Regions from separate parts of the Homo sapiens genome. Here region 2 is linked to region 1. A link is an interaction called in ENCODE POLR2A ChIA-PET data of the cell type or tissue named here. Cell type or tissue: HCT116. All regions are shown on one strand. Links, peaks and the distances in the headings refer to the core of each region. The heading gives the core; the rest is flanking DNA. Region 1 overlaps PPP2R5D (protein phosphatase 2 regulatory subunit B'delta). Region 2 overlaps PTK7 (protein tyrosine kinase 7 (inactive)).

The links. Peaks named below come from ENCODE experiments on the same cell type or tissue, not always from the same donor. Only the 100,000 strongest peaks of a DNase experiment are listed, where the experiment ranks them.
Region 2: POLR2A ChIA-PET joins it to region 1 with 5 read pairs; 10 of 35 experiments call an interaction of 5 or more read pairs at or near these places.

The regions. Positions count from the first base shown.
Region 1 is chr6:42,994,971-43,007,457 of GRCh38, reverse strand. It overlaps PPP2R5D (protein phosphatase 2 regulatory subunit B'delta), which reads right to left. Exons shown (of 16, transcript NM_006245.4): 3 at 779-995; 4 at 348-547; 5 at 152-262; 6 at 1-44. Among named protein-coding and RNA genes, the nearest start is that of MEA1, 13 kb to the left of the region's middle. In HCT116, for the core only: no CTCF peak of the experiment used is centred there; no DNase peak of the experiment used is centred there.
Region 2 is chr6:43,113,811-43,126,297 of GRCh38, reverse strand. All of the region lies in intron 1 of PTK7 (protein tyrosine kinase 7 (inactive)), which reads right to left. Among named protein-coding and RNA genes, the nearest start is that of PTK7, 44 kb to the right of the region's middle. RefSeq lists enhancers at 5,276-6,195, 6,196-7,115. In HCT116, for the core only: no CTCF peak of the experiment used is centred there; DNase peaks (open chromatin) are centred at 3,064 and 5,147; H3K4me3 peaks cover 1,588 bases; H3K27ac peaks cover 3,172 bases.

The DNA.
Region 1 (12,487 bases), core at 1-8,000:
AAATCAGGAGACTCAAGGAAACGTAAGAAGAACTCATACACGAGCTATAGGGGAAAAGGCACGCCACTGAGGGGATGTTCCCAAGGACTTGCAGGCCTCCAAGTGCCCCACTCCCTGCAGCCACGGCCAATCTGCCCCCTTGCCCTGGTACCTGGAGATGTGGCCAAGCAGCTTCCAGGGTGGGCTCATCTTCCTCTGGGTCAAACTCAGCCCCTGTGGGATTCGATGAAGGTGGCAGCGTCCGGAAGAGGTTCACTGAAAACTGAGGGGTAGGGCCAGTTAGAGCTCCACCTGGGCTTCTCCAGAGCCCCTCACCAGTCCCCCCTGTGTCCTTTCCCTGTGCCCACCATGGTGACAGCCTCAGGGTAAATGGCCTCAGTGACAACATCACGGCTATGGGTGATGTACTCCACCATCTCGTTGAGTCCTGCCCGCTTCACCTCCTTGAATTTGAGGTCACTGAGTGGGTCTGACACGAAGTCAAAGAGGACACAGCACTGGCGTAGCTTCTGGATAAACAGCTCCTCCCGCTCCTGGGTTGGCGAATCTGTGGGGGCCCCAGCAGTCAGGTTCTCCTCTGTAGTCCTTCACTGCGATGCCCTGCTTGCCTTCAAGGGCTTTCCCTTACCCCACCCTGCCACCATCCTGCTCCCTGGCACCCCCTTCCCGCATTCTCTGGAACTCCCTTCCCCGCAAAATACCCCAAAACTTCCATTCCACCAACTCCCGATGCCCACTAGAACTGGTAAAACAGCCCCTGTGACCAATTGCCAAGTACCTTTCAGGGCAGGAAGCTTCTGCAGCTCCCGATTCTTGCTGAGGTTGAAGCGGGAGGAGCTTTGCCGTCGCTCCTTCTTGACAATCTGGGGCCCCCCTGAGTACTTGATTTTGCTGAGCTGCGTGGGGGGCGGCGTGCTATTGCTGGGACGCTTGTTGGATGACGGTGGCTGAGACTGGGCTTGGGGCTGGGGCTGGGGCTGGGGCTGCGGCTGGGCCTGGTCAAACAAGTCACCTGTTGAAATCCACTTCCCAAGATATGCCTCCCACCCTGGGCCTGGCCATCCCCAAGTCTGTTTATGCCTGCACAGGCCTGGGCAGTGAGCAGCTGTCTCCTGCCCCGAAGGAGCTAAGGCCAGGGTTACAGAGATAACTGTGCTGTAGCCCTGGCAGGGAGCAGTCAAGAAGTCACATCACCCAAAGAGATGCCCACTGCTTGTGCATCAAGAGCCTTTAAAACGTTCATTCCAGTTCATGAACAGGTAAAGCTAATTGATAGATTGATGGTGACAGAAGTCAAAAAAGTGATTACGTTGCCAGGGGAAATGGGGTGGGTATTGCTAAGAAGACACATGATGAATAAGAAGACACATGAGGAATAAGAAGAGACATGAGGAGCCTTCTGAGTAATGTAAACATCCTGTATCTTGACTGGACCTGCAAGGTGGTGCATGGCAGATACATACCTAAAATTTATTGAGCAGTACACTTAAGATCCTTTACTGAATGTATGACAGTCTCCAATCAAAAGGTAGAAGAGGCCGGGCGCAGTGGCTCACACTTGTAATCCCAGCACTTTGGGAGGCCGAGGAGGGCAGATCACCTGAGGTCAAGAGTTCAAGACCAGCCAGGCCAACATGGTGAAACCCCATCTCTACTAAAAATACAAACATTAGCCAGGCGTGGTGGCAGGCGCCTGTAATCCCAGCTACTTGGGAGGCTGAGGCAGGAGAATCGCTTGAACCCAGGAGGCGGAGGTTGCAGTGAGCCGAGATCATGCCATTGCACTCCAGCCTGGGGGACAAGAGCGAGACTTTGTCTCAAAAAAAAAAAACAAAACAAAAGGTAAAAGAAAGGCCAGGCACAGTGGCCAAAGCCTGTAATCCCAACACTTTGGGAAGCCAAAGCAGGAGGATTACTTGAAGCCAGAAGTTTGAAACCAGCCTGAACAACGTAGCAAGACCCCATCTCTACAAAAAATTTTTTTTAATTAGCCAGGTGTGGTGGCACATGCCTGCAGTTCCAGCTACTCAGGAAGCTTACTGGAGTTCCAGCTACTCAAGGTTGGAGGATCCCTTGCGCCCAGGAGTTCAAGTCTCCCATGAGCTATGATCACACCAACTGCACTCCAGCCTGAACAACAAAACAACACTGTCTCTAAAGATAAAAATTTTCAAATTTAAAAAGGTAAAAGAAAGAAATTCATTCCCATGTCTTAGGACTTTACTAGAAATTTAGCTTAATAAAAATCCTAAATTAAAAAAAAAAAGCTTTGGAGGAGACAGAGGTAGCCAGGCAAAAAGAAAAAAAAAAAAAAAAGCTTTGTGCACAAATACTTTTAACAACCTCATTTATAACAGAAAATGAATAAATGGAATATCAGGAGTTAATATTATGTTTATAAAAACTATGGGCCAGGTGCAGTGAGTGGCTCATGCCTGTAATCCCAGCACTTTGGCCAAGGTGGGTGTATCACTTGAGGTCAGGAGTTCCAGACCAGCTGGCCAGCAAGGTGAAACCCCATCTCTTACTAAAAATACAAAATTAGCCGGGTGTGGTGGCGGGTGCCTGTAATCCCAGCTACTCGGGAGGCTGAGGCAGGAGAATCACTTGAACCCAGGAGGTTGCAGTGAGCCAAGATTGCGCCATTGCACTCCAGCCTGGATGACAGAGTGAGACTCTGCCTCAAAAAAAAAAAAAAGAAAAGAAAACTATGTAATACATAGTTTAGTTGTAAAAAATATTTTCACGTTCATAGTAATTTGCCCAAAATGGTGGTATTTTTGGAGGAAGGGAAATGTCTGCAGAAAGGCATAAGAATGATGAGGACTTATTTTCCATGGTAGAAAGTCAATTGATAATATCTAAATCTCAAAAAAAAAAAAAAAAAAGTAGGAAAAGAATCCAATGTGAAAATCTAAAGGAATCTAATCTAAAGTAGGAAAAGAATCTAATGTGAAAATCTAAAGGAATCTAATGAGGAAAGAGCTAAGAGTTGCATTCCAACCCCAATAGTAGTAATATCTGAACAATGTATGTGTTATCATACTGATAAAATTTTGAAATAAAACAAAAGGCCTAAAACTACATAATGACAGAAAATTGCTTCCTATGCTAAGTTAAATAATGATAGTACAAGGCCAAGTGCGGTGGCTCACGCCTGTAATCCCAGCACTTTGGGAGGCCAAGGCAGGTGGATTGCCTGACCTCAGGAGTTTGAGACCAGCCTGGACAACACAGTGAAACCCTGTCTCTACTAAAATACAAAAAATTAGCCAGGCCTGGTGGTGGGTGCCTGTAGTCCCAGCTACTTGGGAGGCTGAGGCAAGAGAATTGCTCAAACCCAGGAGGCGGACGTTGCAGTGAGCTGAGCTCATGCCACTGCACTCCAGCTCCAGCCTGGGCGACAGAGCGAGACTCCATCTTCAAAAAGTAAATACACAGGCCGGGCGCGGTGGCTCACGCCTGTAATCCCAACACTTTGGGAGGCCGAGGCGGGCAGATCACGAGGTCAGGAGATCGAGACCATCCACCCCGTCTCTACTAAAAATACAAAAAATTAGTCGGGCGTGGTGGTGGGTGCCTGTAGTCCCAGCTACTCGGGAGGCTGAGGCAGGAGAATGGCGTGAACCCGGGAGGCGGAGCTTGCAGTGAGCCGAGATCACGCCACTGCACTCCAGCCTGGGAGACAGCGAGACGCCGTCTCAAAAAATAAATAAATACATACATACATACATAAAAAAAAAATACAGTACAAAACTAGATACACAAAATGAGCTCGCTCACATTAAAACACATGCACAGAACCAAAAACGAGGTTCAGAAAAGGTAAGAACAAGCCCAAGTCCACCACTGTGTTAATGACTATCTCCTGTAGTAGAATTAGATTACTTCTGCATTTCTAAATTTTCTACAAGCTGACACTGCTTTTTTTCTGCCTTACTTCCATTGTGTAGTATGATACTGCTTTTATAATGGGAGAAATGCAGCTAATTTTTAAAATTATCTCTTTTTATTTTTATTTTATTTATTTATTTTTGAGATGGAGTCTCGCTCTGTCATCCAGGCTGGAGTGCAGTGGCAGAATGTTGGCTCACTGCAACCTGCACCTCCCAGGTTCAAGTGATTCTCCTGCCTCAGCCTCCCGAGTAGCTGGGATTACAGGCACCCGCCACCATGCCAGCTACTTTTTGTATTTTTTGTAGAGATGGGGTTTCTCCACGTTGGCCAGGCTGGTCTTGAACTCCTGACCTAAATTAATCCACCTGCCTCGGCCTCCCAAAGTGTTGGGATTACAGGTGTGAGCCACCGTGCCCAGCCTAAAAGCTATCCCTTTTTAAAGGCATAGCTCCCAGACACAGGTGTTACAGCCCCATGAAGTCCATTTTCAGAAGTCTAAATACAGGTATTTGCAGGGCTGTCTGCCCACAGGTACTCCTGGACTGTCCAGGCAGCCCCCTGTTGGGAGAGGAAAGAAGCTAAACCACAGGACAGCCCTTGCCCCCAAACAGAGTCTAGAATAGGACTAGGCAGAGGCCATGTCCAGCTGGGTACCCTCACCACAGGGAAAGGGAAAGGTGACCTCTTGGCCTCATACCTGCCATCTCCCGCTCCTCTCCAGCTCCCATCCCAAACTCTTACTCCTTACCATAATAATAGAAGAACTTGAAATCCTCTGGGGTGGGGGAGGGAAGGAAGACAGAAATGTTATTAATTGCATCCTCTGAATTTTTTATAAAAACAATGATGTGGACTTGTCACCTATCTAGGGATGAGAGAACAGGAGAGGAGCACCGGGTCCAGCCTGTGGGTCCCGTGTATTAGACATGGCAAGGCATCTGGAGGTCTGAGGTCTCCCTTTCTACATATGGCAGATGAGTTGCACCTTGGGGTGGGGGAAGTGGTAGTAAGAGAAAAGCAGGTTGGGGGCCAGCACTTGGTGTGTATCCAGACACTCCTCTGCCTCAGGCCTCCATTTCCCTGCCTTAAGAACAACTAGGCCAGGCACGGTGGCTCACACCTGTAATCCCAACTCTTTGAGAGGCAGAGGCGGGCGGATCACGAGGTCAGGAGTTTGAGAGCAGCCTGGCCAACATGGTGAAACCCTGCCTCTACTAAAGATACAAAAAATTAGCTGGGCGTGGTGGCACGTGCCTGTAATCTCAGCTACTCGGGAGGCTGGGGCAGGAGAATCTCTTGAACTCGGGAGGCAGAGGTTGCAGTGAGCTGAGATCATGCCATTGCACCCCAGCCTGGGTGATAGGGCGAGACTCCGAATCAAAAAAAAAAAAAAAGAACAACCAAACCCTTATCTGTGGAGCTTGGTGCTCAATAACACCTTGGGCCAGACTGCCTGCCTGGGTTCAATCCTGGCTCGCCACTTATTAGCTGAGTAATATCCAGAAAGTCTGCACCTCAGTTTTCTCATCTACAAAATGGGATGACAACCATACCTACCTTATAGCACTATCGTAAGGATAGAGATGAACAGTTCCTCGCACTAAAGAAGCATTTTTTTTTTTTTTGAGACAGAGTCTGGCTCTGTCACGCACTAAAGAAGCATTTTTTTTTTTTTGAGACAGAGTCTGGCTCTGTCACCCGGCTGGAGTGCAGTGGCGCAATCTCAGCTCACTGCAACCTCTGCCTCCCGGGTTCAAGCAATTCTCCTGCCTCAGCCTCCGGAGTAGCTGAGATTACAGGTGCGTGCCACCACGCCCGGCTAATTTTTTGTCGTATTTTTAGTAGAGACGGAATTTCACCATGTTAGCCAGGCTGATCTCGATCTCCTGACCTCATGATCCGCCCGCCTCAGCCTCCCAAAGTGCTGGGATTACAGGTGTGAGCCACCGTGCCCAGCCCTAAAGAAGCATTTTATAAGAGGTACCTTCTACTACCACCACTACTATTACTATTATTTCCCATATCCAGGTTTTAGGAATGCAGCCTAGAATCTCCTTCCTATGCTAGCACAACTCAAATGTTCCGTTGAGTCCATTATCCTCATTTAAAAATGGGGGATCCTGGCCGGGCACAGTGGCTCATGCCTGCAATCCCAGCACTTTGGGAGGCCGAGGCAGGTGGATCACCTGAGGTTGGGAGTTCAAGACCAGCCTGACCAACATGGAGAAACCCCAACTCAACTAAAAATACAGTTAGCCGGGCGAGGTGGCGCATGCCTATAATCCCAGCTACTCGGGAGGCTGAGGCAGGAGAATTGCTTGATCTTGGCAATGAGCTGAGATCATGTCATTGCACTCCACCCTAGGTAACAAGAGTGAAACTCTGTCTCAAAAAAGAAAAAGAAAAGGAAGAAAATCAGGAACCTAGGAAATCACTGCATCTTCCAAGACTCAGTTTAAGTCCCACCTTCTTCCAAAAAGTCTTCTCAGATCTTTCCAGCCCTTGGGTGTCACCCCCTCTTTTTGATACCACTTGTCTCTTCCCTTGGCGCTGTGACTGCTCACCCCCTAGTGACACCTCTTAGTCTCTTCATGTGTCATTCCCCTAACTAGATGGCAAGTCCTTTGAAAGCCAGGACCCTGTTTGTACCCCTCTGGGTGCCCCCAGCACTAACACCTAATAGGAATTCAATGAAGGTTTGGTTGGTTGGTTGACCAGGAGCCAAAGCTCTCAGGTCCTGCCCAGGCTCCTCCCCACAGACTCTTCCTCTCCTGCCCCAACTCAGGAATCCTCAGAACAGGGGGCTATACAGCATTAGGAGCAGAGTCTGAAGGAGAAACATCAGTGATACTAGGGTGAGGGGCTCAGTGCCAACCTGACAACAAGACTCCATCCTTCCAGGTAAGATGCAGACACCCTGTACTTCCACACACCTCACACTGAGGAGGCAGCCAGAGAGGGGCATTCTTCCCAGAAAGGGAAAAGGAAGGCCTCAATGTTTTCTGCTAACAAGAAGGTAGCCAGGCACGGTGGCTCATGCCTGTAATCCTAGCACTTTTGGAGGCCAAGGCGGGTGGATCACTTGAGGTCAGGAGTTCAAGACCAGCCTGACCAACATGGTGAAACCCTGAGTCTACTAAAAATGCAAAAAAACAATTAGCTGGGTGTGGTGGTGCACGCCTGTAGCCCCAGCTACTCAGGAGGCTGAGATGGGAGAATTGCTTGAACCCAGGAGGCAGAGGATGCAGTGAGCCAAAATCACACTACTGCACTGCAGCTTGGGATTCAGAGCAAGACTCTATCTCAAAAAAAAAAAAAAAAAAAGGTGGCCAGACGTGGTGGCTCACGCCTGTAATCCCAGCACTTTGGCAGGCCAAGGTGGCTAGATCAGGAGGTCAGGAGTTCGAGACCAGCCTGGCCAACATGGTGAAACCCCGTCTCTACTAAAAATACAAAAATTAGCTGGGCGTGGTGGCGGGCGCCTGTAATCCCAGCTATTCCGGAGGCTGAGGCAGGAGAATCGCTTGAACCTGGGAGGCGGAGGTTGCAGTGAGCCGAGCTCACGCCACTGCACTCTAGCATGGGCGACAGAGCAAGACTCCATCTCAAAAAAAAAGAGGTGGCAGGACTAGATCAGTGGTTTCCCAACGATTATTCCGGTAAGGTTTAGAGAGAACAGGGGGTCTTATGCTCCACCAATGGCCAGGCATGGTGGCTTATGCCTGCAATCCCAGCTCTTTGGGAGGCCGAGGCGGGCAGATCACCTGAGGTCAGGAGACCAGCCTGGCCAACATAGCAAAACCCTATCTCTACTAAAAATACAAAAAATTAGCCAGGCGTGATGGTGGGGGCCTGTAATCCGAGCTACTCAGGAGGCTGAGGTGGGAGAATCACTTGAACCTGGGAGACAGAGGTTGCAGTGAGCCGAAATCGTGCCACTGCAATCCAGCCTGGGCAACAGAATAAGACTCCATCTCAGAAAAAAACAAAACAAAACAAATGAAACAAAATAAAAACCACCCAATGAGCTGATATCTAAGGTCTTTTCTACACTAGCATTGTGTTATTGAAGGCTAGAGTGGCTGGAGAGCAGCTGAATGGGCTTAGTCTGCCCTGCCCCCTACCCCACTGAGCTGCCCTGGTTTATAAGGACCATTGGCTCCCAAGATCCAGACACAAGAAGCATCTGAGAGACAGCTGTTTCTGCCAGCGAAGCCCCTGGCTGCCAAGCCCCAATGAGGTATCCGCTGTCTATTCACCCTTCACTAGGAAACATGCATGTCAGAGGGAGGTGGGGGATATGTCAACTACTCATGGGCATTCAACCATTTCTCTTAAAAGCCCCAGCCACTAACTTGTGCATTCACCTGGGTTGGGGGTAGAAGGCAAGTGAGTCCCCTGAGAAGCTTCTGCAGCCATCAAAGCAGGGGTGGACACTGACCAAAGGCAACTTGGCCAATCTGTCCTCTACTCGCTACTTTGTCCTGCCCAGTTTCACTTCGGGACTCTATTTATTTATTTATTTTGAGACAGGGTCTCACTCTGCCACCCAGGCTGAAGTGCAGTGGTGCAATCTCAGCTCACTGCAACCTCTGCCTCCCAGGCTCAAACGATTCGCCTGCCTGAGCCTCCTGAGTAGCTGGGATTACAGGCGTGCACCACTAGGCCTGGCTAATTTTTGTATTTTCAGTAGAGACGGGGTTTCACCATGTTGGCCAGGCTGGTCTCGAACTCCTGACCTCAAGTGATCTGCCTGCCTCAGCCTCCCAAAGTGCTGGGATTACAGGCGTGAGCCACCGTGCCTGGCCTACTTTTCTGTAGTTTTTGTAGAGACAGGGTTTCACCATGTTGCCCAGGCTGGTCTCAAACTCTGGAGCTCAAGCAATCCACCCGCCTCAGCCTCCCAAAGTGCTGGGATTACAGGTGTGAGCCACCATACCTGGCCCTCACTTCTGGGACTCCATAGAGGCCATCTCTTCTGCCTGAAGTACTACTACTTTCACTTCCAAACTCTCAACAGGATCCATACTCCAAGAAGCCTTCCTAGATTCAGGCCTCCAGCAATCAAGTGGCACTGTGAATTTCCACACGACACTCATACTCAGAAAATTCCAACTAAACGTGCCTACTCTGAACCTATCCTGGTCCAGCCTATTCCGAACACGGCCATCATTAATAATTAAACCCACGCTGGGCACAGTGGCTCATGCCTGTAATCCCAGAACTTTGGGAGGCCGAGGCAGGCAGATCACGAGATCAGGAGTTTGAGACCAGCCTGACCAACATGGTGAAACCCTATCTTTACTAAAAATACAAAAATTAGCTGGGCGTGGTGGCACGCACCTGTATTCCCAGCTACTCAAGAGGCTGAGGCAGGAACATTGCTTGAACCCGGGAGGCAGAGGTTGCAGTGAGCCAGCATCACACCACTGCACTCCAGCCCGGGTGACAGAGTGAGACTCCGTCTCAAAAAAAAAAAAAAAAAAAAAAAAAAAAAAAAAAATATATATATATATATATATATATATATATATATATATATATAAATAAAACCCAAATATTCAAATATAAATAAAGAGATAGGGGCCTGGCATGGCGGCTCACGTCTGTAACCCCAGCACTTTGGGAGGCCAAGGCAGCAGATCACTTGAGAACAGTTCGAGACCAGCCTGGACAATATGGCAAAACCCCGTCTCTACTAAAAATACAGAAGTTGGCTGGGCATGGTGGCTCACCCCTATAATCCCAGCAGTTTGGGAGGCTGAGGTGGGCGGATCGCCTGAGGTCAGGAGTTGGAGACCAGCCTAACCAACATGGTGAAACCCTGTCTCTACTAAAAATACAAAATTAGCTTTTAGTACAAAATGTACTTTTAGTACAAAAATTAGCAGGGCATGGTGGCGGGCGCCTGTAATCTCAGCTACTTGGGAGGTTGAGGCAGGAGAATTGCTTGAACCCGGGAGGTAGATATTGCAGTGAGCTGAGATCGCGCCATTGTACTCCAGCCTGGGCAACAAGAGCGAAACTCCATCTCAAAAAATAAAATAAAATAAAAATAAAAATAAAAACGGCCAGGCACAGTGGCCCACGCCTGTAATCCCAGCACTTTGGGAGGCTGAGGTGGGCAGATCACCTGAGGTCAGGAGTTCAAGACAAGCCTGACCAGCATGGAGAAACCCCATCTCTACTAAAAATACAAAATTAGCCAGATGTGGTGGTGCATGCCTGTAATACCAGCTACTCAGGAGGCTGAGGGAGGAAAATCACTTCAGTCCGGGAGGCGGAGGTTGCAGTGAGCTGAGATCACGCCATTGCACTCCAGCCTGGGAAACAACAGCGAAACTCCGTCTCAAAAAATAAATAAATAAAAATAAATAAAATAAATAAAAATACAAAATTTAGCCGGGCGTGGTAGCGGGCGCCTGTAATCCCAGCTACTCAGGAGGCTGAGACACAAAAATCACTTGAACCCGGGAGGCAGAGGTTGCAGTGAGCCAAGACACTCCAGCCTGGGCAACAAAGGAAGAGTCTGTCTCAAAAATAAATACATAAAAAAACAAAGAGATAACAATATAATTTAAGCACTATAGAAAGTATTTAATATAAGAGAAAGATGAAACATACAATTACCAGAAAAAATGCAAAGATTAAATATTATATCTCTTTTGCATAATGAATTAACTGGCCTAATAAATGAAGATCATTTTAGTTTAAAATCCCAAAAATCAGAGGCCTTCTCTCCAGTAGTGACATCCAGAGCTCCATCTAGTGTTGCTTAATTCTTTCCTTCCTTCAATTATTAACTAAACATCATGCTAAGCATTAAAGATTAAAAGTTTATATGCAAATTCTATACCATAAAAAAAGATTAAAAGGTGACTAAGACATGGCCCTTGCCATCAAAGAGCTCACAGTCCACTAGGCAGGACAGACACAAATGCAGCTAACTGAACAAGGAAAATGCAAGAACAGAGAAGGCTGAGCTGTAAACTCTGCTTGGAAGAATTAGGGAAGATATCCCTGAAGAGGTGGCTTTTGATTTGTTTGTTTTTTTTTCTTTTTTGGCCCTTATTTTTTTTTTATTTTTTTTTATTTTTGAGACGGAGTCTCGCTCTGTCACCCAGGCTGGAGTGCAGTGGCGCCATCTCGGCTCACTGCAAGCTCCGCCTCCCAGTTTCAGCCATTCTCCTGCCTCAGCCTCCCGAGTAGCTGGGACTACAGGCGCCCGCCACCACGCCCGGCTAATTTTTTGTATTTTTTAGTAGAGACGGGGTTTCACCATGTTAGCCAGGATGGTCTCAATCTCCTGACCTCGTGATCCGCCCCGCCTCGGCCTCCCAAAGTGCTGGGATTACAGGTGTGAACCACCGCGCCTGGCCCCTTTTTTGGCTCTTAAAAAATAAACATGAGTTTAAATGGCCGGGTGCAGTGGCTCATGCCTATAATCCCAGCCCTTTGGGAGGCCGAGGCGGGCGGATCACGAGGTCAAGTGATCGAGACCATCCTGGCCAACATGGTGAAACCTCGTTTCTACTAAAAAAAAAAAAAAAAAAAATAGAAAGTCCCAGCTACTCGGGAGGCTGAGGCAGGAGAATGGCGTGAACCCCGGGGGGCGGAGCCTGCAGTGAGCCGAGATGGCGCCACTGCACTCCAGCCTGGGCGACAGTGAGACTGTCTCACTGTCTCACTCTCACAGGCTCGTGCCTGCAGCCCCAGCTACTCGGGGCTGAGGGGAAAAGATCCCTTGAGCCCAGGAGGTTGAGGCTGCAGTGAGCCATGATTGTACCACTGTACTCCAGCCTGGGGAACACAGTGAGACCCAAAAAAAAAAAGGAGAAAAATTAGTTGGGCGTGGTGGTGAGTGCCTGTAGTCCCAGCTACTTGGGAGACTGAGGCAGGAGAATCGCTTGAACCTGGGAGGCAGGGGTTGCAGTGAGCTGAGATCACACCACTGCACTCCAGCCTGGGCGACAGAGCGAGACTCCGTCTCAAAAAAAAAAAAAGAATAAACATGAGTTTAATAGGCAAAAAAAGACACAGGAGAAATAAAGCAGTCCGGGCCAGTGGAACTGCATCTGTGAGCACCCTGAGTCATAAAGGGGTTGTCATATCAGAAGATAGGAAGTTGGGCAGGGCACAGTGGCTCACACCTGTAATCCCAGCACTTTCAGAGGCCAAGGCAGGAGGATTGCTTCGGTCCAAGAGTTCGAGACCAGCCTTAGCAACATAATAAGAAACCTATCTCTACAAAAAATACAAAACTTAGCTGAGCACAGTGGCTCGTGCCTGCAGCCCCAGCTACTCAGGGGGCTGAGGGGAAAAGATCCCTTGAGCCCCAGGAGGTTGAGGCTGCAGTGAGCCATGATTGTACCACTGTACTCCAGCCTGGGGAACACAGTGAGACCCTATCTCCAAAAAAAAAAAAAAAAAAAAAGAAAGAAAAAGTTCGGTGGGACACAAAGGCAGGACTGGTGCTAGAAGAAGAGTGGGGCCAGCTCAGAGGGGTTGAGGGTGCCATGCTAGTGAGTTTGGATTTTAACTTGTAAGCAGTGAGATGCCAAAAATGGTTTTTAAGTAGAGGACTGATAAG
Region 2 (12,487 bases), core at 1,499-9,498, 120 kb before region 1:
CCCACGCTGGAGTGCAGTGGTGCAATCTTGGCTCACTGCAACCTCCACCTCTCGGATTTAAGCGATTCTCATGCCTTAGCCTCCCGAGTAGCTGGGATTACAGCTACGCACCACCACACCTGGCTAATTTTTGTATTTTTTGTGGAGACAGGGTTTCACCATGTTGGCCAGGCTAGTCTCGAGCTCCTGACCTCAAGTGATCCACCCACCTCGGCCTCCTAAAGTGCTGGGATTACAGATGTGAGCCATGGCGCCCTGCCCAAAATCCTAGGATCTTTGACCCACAACTCCAGGAGGCTTGTCAAAGACCAAAGAGAGATCACCTGCCTTCGAAGTGTGGACAAGCCCCCACTTCCTCGCTCAGCTTCTGCAGACATGGTGGGGAGCCAGGAGTCTCACCCACACAGAGGAGCAGCTAAGGGGCTGGAATGAGACAGGCTGGGCTCAGATCCTGACCTGTTACACTCAGTGTGTCTGACCTTGGGTAAGTAACACAGACTGTGTCTCAGCTTCCTCTGCCTCTCTCACAAGGCTGTCATGAGTTGTAAACCTGGAAACATACATGAAGTGCCTTGCAAATGGTTCATCTTCAGTAAATGGCAGCTACTGTTAATATTCTCATGATCACCCCTCCTGCTCAAGGACTCAACTTCTAAGAAGATTAGAAGGCTCTCCACTTGCCAAGTGCCAGGACCACTCCCAGACCCTGGCCAGGGAAGGAGCTGCCACAGCAGAGAAGTCTGAAGGCAATAAGCAGGTGGTGGGTGGGATAGAGGGGAAGGGGCCCTGAGCTTGCAGGAACCACAGACCACCTGCCACAGAAACCCAAGCTGGGAGAAGAGACAGCGTGACTCAGAGAGACCCCAGCTCAGCCTCGGCCACCCCCAGCTCAGCCTCCAGCACCCACTCCTGGGGCTGGGACTGGACTGCTCCATAGCTGTGGTGAGAGATGCTGCATTCCCAGACTGCCACTCAGAGCCCCCTGTGCCCCAACGACTGGGCCTGGGAAACATCAAAGCTGGCCCCGAGGGGGCCTCTGTCCTGACGTCAGCTCACAGAAGGTCCTGGTTAGTGCTTGGCTGGGACAGACTTTAGATGTTTCTTTTTTCTTTTTTTTGTTTTTTGAGACAGAGTTTTCGTTCTTGTTGCCCAGGCTGGAATGCAATGGCACAATCTCAGCTCACGGCAACCTCCGCTTCCCGGGATCAAGCGATTCTCCTGTCTCAGCCTCCCAACTAGCTGGAATTACTGGCATGAGCTACCACGCCCAGCTAATTTTGTATTTTTAGTAGAGACTGAGTTTCTCCATGTTGGTCAGGCTGGTCTCGAACTCCCAACCTCAGGTGATCCACCCGCCTCGGCCTCCCAAAGTGCTGGGATTACAGGCGTGAGCCACCCCGCCCAGCAGATGTTTCAAAAGGCAGAGAATGCAGCTCCCAGGTCTGCTCCAAGCCCCCAGCCCCTGCTATACGCACCTCAACCATGAGGCTCTTTATTCAGGTTGGCCCAGTGCTGCGGCACCCATGTTTGCTCAGAAGACAGTCTGTGGTGTGCCCAGCCTGGCCATCTGCCCAGCTTGCAGCGGGGGACGTTGGCCTGTTGTTTGTTGTTGGGCTATTTTTGAGATAGGGTCTCACTCTGTTGCCCAGGCTGGAGTACAGTGGTGCCATCACGGCTCACTGCAGCCTTGACCTCCAGGGCTCAAGTGATCCTCCCACCTCGGCCTCCTAGGTAGCTGGGACCTCAAGCATGTGCCACCATGCCCAGCTAGTTTTTTATAGAGACAGGGTTTTGCCATGTTGCCCAGGCTGGTCTTGAAATCCTTAGCTCAAGCGATCCTCCCACCTCGGCTTCCAAACTGCTGGGATTATAGGCATGAGCCACTGTGCCTGGCTTTGGTCCGCTGTTTTGTTTTGGGGAAGCAGACAAAGGAGACCTGGCAGAAAGGTCAGACTCCAAGAAAGGAGCTGGGAAGTAAGGGACTCTACTTTTGCTTTGTCAGAAGCTTTGCTGATAACAAGAAATGGAGGACAGCAATGACAGAGAAGAAGGCAGGCGGTTCGGGATTGAGGTGGTACCTGCCTCAAGGTGATGTAGTCACCAGCACATTCCTGTCCCCGCCCCCTGACTTGAGTATGCCCCCAGGACTGTGGTCTGGGAAAGGTCCTGGGCTTCCCGAGGCTGCCTCCTCTTTTGCCACCGGGCCATGCCATGCAACCCCCTCCACTGCACACAAGCCCCCATGGAGATGCAGGCCACGTGACCCCGGAGGCAGCCAGCTCCATGTGCAGCTTTGCTGCTGCCAAACAGCCCTGCCTCCGCTGCTCCCTAGTGACGCTACCTTAGTGTGGCCTCTGCACCCTTCTTTGCCGTGAAATGGGGACAGCGGCCACCACCCCACCTGAGTAAGGGCTAACGGGTTCACATTCACAAAGCCCACACACGGCACAAAACGCAGAGGGTGCTGCTTCCCCGGTATGAGCCTGCCGTACCGGGCTCAGCAGGCAAGAAGCCCTCAGCAACAACAGGCAGACAGGGCCATCTGCCCACACCAGGCGCCGACCCCAACAAAGCCGGAGCTGCAAACACCCAATAAGGACATTTTCCAAGCCATTTCCTTGGCTCCCTAACAGCCATCTATATGCAGACACTCACTCTGCCTGCGTCTCCCGTGCCTGCCCTCCACCCCCACCCCCGCCAGCATCTGGTCTGGTGCCCACCCTCCGTGTTGCTCTCTGGGCTCAGGCCCAGCCAGCCCATGTGTGCATATGTGTGCGTGTATACACACACATATGTGTAAACACAATTGTTACAGAGAGCAGGGAGCAGCAGGAAGTTTTTCCTAGGCACTCCCACTCTAAGTAATTTTGGCTGCTTCAATCCAAGGATCCATCTGGGCCACTCAACTACCCATCTCTCAGGAGCTAGAACTCCTGGTTTAGGAAAAACACCCCCAGGACCTATATAGGCCTCAGAATCTGCCACACATCACTGTTTGATTCTATCAATCAACTTCTCTCTCTCATTAAAGAAAATTCCATCCGGCCAGGCGCAGTGACTCACGCCTGTAATCCCAGCACTTTGGGAGGCCAAGGCGGGCGGATCACAAGATCAGGAGTTTGAGACCAGCTTGGCCAACATGGTAAAAGAAAACGCCATCCGTCAGATGTCTCAGGACCAGGCTGAGATAGAAAGACCCTGGCTGAGTGGGGAGCTTGATGCTACCGGCCCAGAAGTCCTCCAGGAGTGTGCTCCACAGAGGCATGGGGATTTTGCATGGTGGAGCATGACTGTGTGAATAATTGCAGGATCTCCCACACCCCAAGTCAATCAGCCACACATATGTGTCTGACACTTCCACACCAGCACCACACTAAAGACTCAGTCCTTTGGCCGGGTGCGGTGGCTCATGCCTGTAATCCCAACACTTTGGGAGTCCAAGGCAGGTAGACCACTCAAGGTCAGGAGTTCGAGACCAGCCTGGCCAACATGATGAAACCCCATATCTACTAAAAATACAAAAATTAGCTGGGCATGGTGGCGCGTGCCTATAATCCCAGCTACTTGGGCGGCCGAGACAGGAGAATCGCTTGAACCAGGGAGACAGAGGTTGCAGTGAGCCGAGATCATGCCACTGCACTCCAGCCTGGGTGACAGAGCAAGATCCATCTCAAAAAAAAAAAAAAAAAAAGATTCAGTCCCCGGCTCCACGGCCTGGGTCCCTGTAGGGAATATCCCGAATGCCAGATGGCCCCTAGAGTCCAGGTCAAGGTGGGTGGCTCCTGTAGGGCATACATAGACCCCCAAGGGAGAGGTTTGCCAGCTTCCCAGTGTAGGGAGACAGCGCCAGGCCACAGGCCAGGAGAAGCAGCCCTCAACCTGAGAAGCATAAATGTTCCAGGGGAGGAGCAGCCCCGGGGCTCCCTGACCCACAGAGGACAAACTTCCTCTCAAGTCCCCACCACTTGGAAACTCTGAAGGCCAAGCCAGAGGGCCCAGGGTGCCTCCCCAACCCCTGAATAGCCTACCTAATCCTCCCCCAGGGCCCAGTGCACTGTACTGCAGACCTCATACCTTAAAGATCTGACTGATAACTCTGGACTGCTCTTGAGCCACCCCAAATGTGTGTGGCCCAGAGACATTTTTTTTCTTTTTGAAATAGGGTCTCATTCTGTCGCCCCACACTGAAGTGCAGTGATGCAAGCACGGCTCACTGCAGCCTCAACCTCCGAGGCCCAAGCAATTCTCCCACCTCAGCCTCCTGAGTAGCTGGGGCCACAGGCACGTGCCTGCATGCCCAGCTAATTTTCAAATTGTTTTTGTAGAATTGGGGTCCCCCTAGGTTGCCCAGGCTGGTACTGAACTTCTGGGCTGAAGTGATCCTCCTGCCTCAGCCTCCCAAAGTGCTAGGATTACAGGCATGAGCCACCATGCCTGGCCACATTTGTAACGTTTTGAAGAACAGTCTCAATCACTACAGGAATAACTCATTTGAGTGAACAGTAAGTCCAGTCATCTCCCTTTTACCCAGGTTGGCAGAAACACAAAATGCTGCAGGGCTATTTGTGACTCTGAGGATTTAGAATGTCTCCCCCGACTACCACCAGTACACTGTATGTGGTTTCAGTGCAAGCAACCCAGACTGTCTGATGGTGAGCCCAGAGCATAAGGGTTCAGAAGTCACTGAAGATGGACAAGCTGACTCCAAGACCCAGTGAGCTGCAGAGCACAAAATTCTGCTCCCCTTCTGTCTTCCCAGGGTCTACAAAAGGTCCCAGGTTCACCAACAGGAGCCCTCCAAAATCCATCCCAGACCTTGCCCTAAGCAGAGCAAGAGGGAGCAGAGCCAGGGACCCTGCTGAGTTTTCCTATCCTGGGACTTAATATCAGTATCTGGAGAGGTTCCCACATCCAGATTAGAGAAACAGAACAGGATCACCAAGGACTGGGGCAGAAACAATTTAGCAGGCCAGCTCTTACATCTCCGGTGAAAACCGAAACTCAGACTTGCCTGTCCCACTCCCAGGAGGCCCTGGAGGGGGCAGATTAACCTCTAATGGCAGGAGTAAGGCCTTGGGTCCGGCATCACATGGTATCCAAGCATGGAGAGACAAGAATGCCAGCCAGCTGAGTCAGGCACAGCGCCTGTAATCCCAGCAACTTGGGAGGATGAGGCAAGAGGATCCCTTGAGGCCAGGAGTTCCGCCTGAGCAACATAGTCAAAAAAAAAAAAAAAAAAAACAGAAACATGGCACATGACGTAAGGTGCTCCCCAGCCAGGGGTCACCATCAGAACCTGGACCCCGCCCATCTTCTTCTGGGGCTGGAAGGGCTATACCCAGTACATGCCTCTTGCCCTTAGTGACCCTTTATTGGCTGTGGAGTCTCTTAGGAAGTAGCAATGAATGAAAAATGCAGCTGGAGTGAGGTGGTGTGATGAGATGGAAGGAACATAAGTTAGGGAAACCTGGGTTCTGGTTTGATACAGTCACTAATGAGGGTGACCCTGGTCAATCGCCACCTCCTCCCAGGCAGTCCTATCTGTAAAATTACAGAAATGACAGCATGCAACTGAACAGTCACCAAGACCTAACATTGGACTGGCTGCAATGAATCACAGAGGTAGTTACAGAAACGGGGGCCCATTCCCCAGAATCTCCCCCACTCACCATCCGCACAGCCAATCCTCAGAGCCCACTTAGTAAATGCAGCACCAGGCCTGGGAGGGATTAAGAGTGACCTAACAAACAGCAGGTGTGTGGGGTCTGAGGCAGCTGGGGGCTGCAAACAGGGATCCAGCATCATTCTGATGAGCTGCTCTGTTCCTCGGCGCAGCCCCGTGCAGCCTCCCCGGGAGACCTGCCTCTGCCATCTCCTGCCTTGGCCACACACTTGCACTGAAATCTCATTGCCTGGGATACCCCATCACTCTTGCCTCTGCTGTGACTGAGAGCTTTATCCCCCAAGCTAGTAAGCTGGAGGGAAGGGCAGACATTTGTGCCCAGTGTGAGACATCTGTGCCCCCCTGGTGCCTGGGACACGCAGTAAATACCCTGAGAGCACGCGTGGGGGAATGAAGTCACTCAAGTGTCCATTTGACCTGAAATATTGTCCTACATCTACATTTATCCATCTTGGCCAACTTAATTTTCCTCTCTGAGTCTCAGTTTTCTCACTTGGAAGATGGTAGCCTTGAAACCAATTTTAGTAACGCTTTATCAGCCTACAGTCCCTCCCTATGATATTTAAATGAAATTCACATTAAGTATAGACACACAAAAGTCTGCCTATTTTTCAGGAAAGTTAAAAACCCCAGAAATTCTAAGGAACCGTGGAACCCAGGACTCAAAAGCTCTCGGACTAAGCAGACCCCTTCCAAAGGTGAATGCAGGAAGGAGGACCTGGAACAGAATTGCCAAGGGGAACCACAAGTTCTCAGCACTCTCCATGTCTGGGAACGGATCTGGCCCCAAATCCATTCTTGGCCCCAAGAGGAGAGGGACAGACAGCAGCCAGCTGTCTCCTGAAGACGCCAGTGAGGAGCCTGCAGAAATAATATACATCCCAGGGAAGGCAACAGGGCTGCTGGAACAGGAGACTGGGAAATATGCCACGAGCTCAGCCTCAGGAAGACCTCTGTGGTGCTCAGCCAGTGCTCCCAGTGATCCAAGAGGACAAGAAGTCCAGCCCCTGATCACCCAGGGAAGATGGGAAGAGATTTGCTGTGGGCTCAACAGCCATTCACTGGAGGGGTTCGGACCCAAAGTGCTTCCAGGTCTCTGACTCCCAGGGGTTCCAATGTGCAGGATCCTTCAGAGTCCACCATGGAGAACAGTGCCAGGGTGGAGCCTGGGAGCCAGCTTCCCATGGTCCTTCCCGCAGAAGCAGGGGGTGAACTAGACAGGCCAGGACCACTACCTTGGACTGGTTGTAGCCTTAGTTTAATGATTAATTTTCTAAACAGGCTCAGAAAACTCTGATAAATTCCAATTTACGAGCCTTTTTCACCCATCTCTGTCTCCCGCCTAGGAGACTAATAATCCAGGCTGAGAAGCACAGCCTGCAGACCTGGTCAGAGTGGCCACAGCAGTTCACCCCAAATTCCTGGTGGTGAGGAGGACGCCCTTTACACCCTGCCTGCACCCAACCCTGCCTCACCCACCCTACCCTTGGGGATAGGTGGCCTCAATCCCATACAATAAGGAAAATCTTCTCTGGCTTCTAAGAAGTTAAAATAGCCTGGTTGTGGTGGCTTATACCTGTAATCTCAACACTTTGGGAAGCCGAGGTAGAAGGATCACTTGAGCCCAGGAGTTTGAGACCAGCCTGGGCAACATAATGAAACCCCATCTCTACAAAAAATAAGCCAAATGTGGTGGCGCCCACCTGTCGTCCCAGCTACTTGGGAGGCTGAAGTGAGAGGATGGCTTGAACCCGGGAGGTGGAGGTTGCAGTGAGCCAAGATCACGTCACTGCAGCCTGGGTGACAGAGCAAGACCCTGTCTCAAAAAAAAAAAAATTATACACACACACACACACACACACACATACACACACATATATACATATATGTATATACGTATATATACAGACATATATACATATATACATATATATATATATATATATATATATATAGAGAGAGAGAGAGAGAGAGAGAGAGAGAGAGAGAGAGAGGTTAAAATATTCCTTAAACCTGCTCTGTCCAATATGACAGCCCTAGCGACATGAGGCTATTTAAATTTATTTATTTATTTATTTCAAGACAGAGTCTCACTCTGTCATCCAGGCTGGAGTGCAGTGGTGCAATCTCAGCTCACTGCAACCCCCGCCTCCTGAGTTCAAGCAATTCTGCCGCCTCAGCCCCCAAGTAGCTGGGATTACAGGTGCCCGCCACCACGCCCAGCTAATTTTTGTATTTTTAGTAGAGACGGGGTTTCACCATGTTGGCCAGACTGGTCTCGAACTCCTGACCTCAGGTGATCCACCCACCTCGGCCTCCCAAAGTACTGGGATTACAGGCATGAGCCAACGCGCCCGGCCTAAATTTAATTTAAATGAAGTAAAATTGAAAATTCATTTCCTCGGTCACACTAGCCACACTTCCAGTGCTCAGGGGCCATAGGTGGCTGGTGACCACTGTATTGAATCACAGAGAGAAACAGTTCCACCCTCAAAAAAAAAAAAAAAAAAAAGGCCCATCTGACCACCTGCTTCTGGCTGCCCTAGTTCCTCTGACTGCCCACTTCTTGCTAGATCCTGTGCACAGACACACTGCCTTTTTCTTCTTCTTCTTTTTTTAATCCATAGGATTCTGCCTGATAGAGGACACATTTCTTTTCTTTTCTTTCGTTTTTTTTTTTGGACAGAGTTTTGCTCTTTTGCCCAGGCTGGAGTGCAATGGCATGATCTCGGCTCACTGCAACCTCCACCTCCCAGGTTCAAGCATCTCTCCTGCCTCAGCCTCCTGAGTAGCTAGGATTACAGGCACCCGTCACCATGCCTGGCTAATTTTTTGTATTTTTAGTAGAGACAGGGTTTCACCATGTTGGCTGGTCTCGAACTCCTGATCTCAGGTGATCTGCCCACCTTGGCCTCCCAAAGTGCTCTGCCTCCTGCCTGGCGGACAGACTGGGACTGGCGTGAACCACCGCGCCCGACCTAGAGGACACATTTCTGATCCAGAGAACTCTCAACACCATCAGCCTCATTTTATAGACAAGGAAATCGGAGTCAAGGATGCCCCAGTAAATGGCAGGCTCAGGAGCTGCCCCTGGATCTGTCTGGCTCCCAAGTCTGCCTTCTTTCTGTGATGCCACACTGGCTGCTTCTCATTTCACTCATTAATTCCCTGTTACCCACATTCCCTCCACAACCAATCTATTGTGTTTCACATGAGTCCTTTTGTTTGCATGTGCTCTTGTAAAATGCAATTGGTGTTCCACGGGCAGGTATTTCTTACTCATGTGAACGGTCCTGCAAGATCTCTCACCTGCTTCCTACTCGTTGTTCATACTCAGCACTATGTTTTGAGGATCCTTCTCTGTGGCCTTCTCCTACATCCTGCTCTTCTCCCCAGTAGATTAATGTATTGGGCTTTTCTGGGGGAGAAGCAAATGAATGCTCTTTTAAACAGGTGGCGGAACAGAGCTGTCCATAGTTGAAGTCTACGGTGGGCATGGTGGCTCACGCCTGATTGTAATCCCAGCACTTTGGGAGGCCGAAGTGGGCAGATCACCTCAGTTCAGGAGCTTGAGACCAGCCTGGGCAACATGGTGAAACCCCGTCCCTATTAAAAATACAAAAATTAGCCAGGTGTACTGTCGGGCACCTATAATCCCAGCTACTCGGGAGGCTGAAGCACGAGAATCGCTTGAACCCAGGAGATGGAGGTTGCAGTGAGTCGAGGTCGCACCACTGCACTCCAGCCTGGGCGATACAGCGAAACTGAGTCTCAAAAAATAAATAAACAAATACATAAAAATAAAAACATAGTTGAAGTCTACAGCCTCTCCTCTGCATGCCCCAGCACCCAGCCCTAGCCTCTATCACCTACTCACCCTCGTCTGTTTCCACCACTCCTCTGGGTATCCTCAGAACCTGGTCACATGTACATGTATCCATATGCGTGCGTGCGTGCGCGCGCACACACACACACACACACACACACACACACACACACACACACACACAAACCAGCTTTTCCTGGCCTTCTTCCTCCTCCACTCAAGCCCAAAAATTCACTAGAGGCTGGACCTCGGCTGGTTTCAAAGGGATAAGAGAAAGAATCAGTCTCATACTTTTATATTTAGAAGCGTTCTGCAAACCACTTCCCGGAGCAGACAAGAGTGGGGAATGTGAGGAAATCACTTTGCTATGTTGTGATGTGGAAAGCACGAGCCGCCCAGGGCCTGTGGCAGCAGGCTGCGGGGACACGACGCAATGTTAGCACATGTGCAGGAGGCGAACATGCCCCTGGACAGCCTGGCCATCCCTTCTCACGGCTGGCCAGCTGGCCGGGAGCAAAGCCACAGACCCTTTCTCAAAGGCCCCTCTTGCGACCCTTCCTTTGGGGAACACAGTGTCTCCACCTATCTAGGCAGCAGCTGTTTCTGGAAACCAACCCTTCTTTCTGGGGAGGGGTCTTACAAGGGGGTTGCTCCACTCAGGCCTATAAGACTAGACTTTAGGCCCAACCTGGGATACAAACAAAGAGAAGGCTCCAGACTGAGGGAGGGGGCTGGAGGGTGCTTAGAAGAGCTACGAGCTTGGAGGGGCAAGGGTACACTCCTGGACCCAGGCCCATGGGAGAGGGGCATGGGAGCAGGATTTTGCACAGGGCCCACTGCCTTTTTTTTTTTTTTTTTTTTGAGATGGAGTCTTGTTCTGTCACCCAGTTTGGAGTGCAGTGGCGCGATCTTGGCTCACTGCAACCTCCGCCTCCTGGGCTCAAGCAATTCTCCCATCTCAGCCTCCCGAGTAGCTGACACCCGCCACAGTGCCAGGCTAATTTTTGTATTTTTAGTACAAACAGGGTTTTTCCATGTTGGTCATGGCTGGTCTTGAACTTCTGACCTCAAGCAATCTGCCCATCTCGGCCTCCCAAAGTGCTGGGATTATAGGTGTGAGCCACCCCGCCCAGCCCCCACTGCCCCTTTCTGAAGGCAGATCTCCTCCTGCCATCCAAAGCTCTCCTCGCAGCCATCTCTGCGGCTGGGAAAATGCTGAGTAACAATGCACCGGAGACAAGGGGAACAGATCTTGCAGGAGCCATCAACTGCAGCCATGGTTGTTGCTCAAATATTACTCACAGGTACTGGAGCCAGCCCAGTGTTATTAGGTGAGCCCTGGGGGCACAGGGGGATGAGGACAGGCCACCTGCTCGGCTACAGTCAAACCATCAGATCTTCCCAGATACTTCCTAGTCTCCTTACAAACTCCATTTTACTGCTTAAAATATAAACTTCCTAATAAGTTTATATTTTAAATATTAATGTATATTTTAATGCATTAATTTTATTTAATCTCTTAACTACATTACTAATGATTGTTCCTTTATTTTTAAGGAAAATAACCAAAAAAGAGTCATACTTTAAAAAAAATCAGCTGTTTAGAAAAAGCATTCTGGCTAAAGATAGCAAAATAAGTATTTTAATCTTCTAATCAATAACAATAGATGAAAAAAACAAACTGATGAATAAAGGACAGAAACAACTCCTTGTAAAGTTATTTTTTTGTAAAGTTTTTTTTTTTTTGAGACAAAGTCTAGCTCTTGTTGCCCAGGCTGGAGTGCAATGGCAAGATCTCGGCTCACTGCAACCTCCGCCTCCCAGGTTCAAGTGACTCTCCTGCTTCAGCCTCCTAAGTAGCTGGGATTACAGGCACGTGCCACCATGCCCCGCTAATTTTTTTGTATTTTTAGTAGAGACAGGGTTTCACCATGTTGGCCAGGCTGGTCTCGAACTCCTGACCTCAGGCAATCCGCCTGCCTAGACCTCCCAAAGAAGTTATTTTTAAAAGCACCAAAATCTTGCAACTCATCACCAGATGCCAAAAGCCTAAGGACAGCCCACTTCAGAGGGAAACATAAAGCATAAAGCACACGCGGACGGCTGAGAAAAGGGCTCCTAGGGGTGGCTGATGCAATCGCTGAACTGAATAGCCAAAAAAATGACAAAAAACCTCAAGTTTATTTCATGCCTACTCCCTTGATCTTTCAGTCAGGGTCTGGAAGGCACCGAGATCTGGCTTCACTCAAGTCTGGAACTGGCTGTGCCCCCATTCCAGGGGGTACCTCTTACGGACCTCCAAAGTCACACACAGACAGAGACAGACAGGAGAGAGACAGAGGGAGAAACAGAGGGAGACAGGGAGATAAGATAAGGGAACAGAAGAAATTGAGAGAGACAGAGAAGGGGAGACTGACAGAGAGAGAGAGAGAGAGACAGACAGACAGACAATGTGAGACCCAGGCCCTGGCAGACAGATGGAGGTGGTGAGAGATCAACATGCAGAGACACAGACAGAGAGAAACTGAGAGACAGAGATCAAGTAACATAGAATCATAGAGAGACAGAGACAAAGGGACAAGAAACAGCACGCACACGTGACACACGCACATGCATGCACACATGGAGCTCCCCATGCCTGCAGGGCAGGTCCCAGCCCATTTAACCCAGCTGCCCCTGGCAGGTCTGTCCTGTGTTTCTAGCAGGGGGACCCTGCCCACCCCCTCCCACCACCCGCCCCAGCAGCCCTGGGGCCGCAGGGACTCCAGACTGAGTCCCCGGCCACAGGCCCCGGGGCTGCTCAGGGTAACACTAGATTCTGAAGGTTACAGCTTGTCTGTTGGTGGAAGGCCAGAGGGAGTTAAAGAGAGGGGCGGAGGCTCTATATATACACCAGATTCAGACCATTTATAATGGAGAGCCCTCAAATTAGAGGCTCCTGGTAAATAATTCACCAGGAAGAATACAGTACCTTCCCT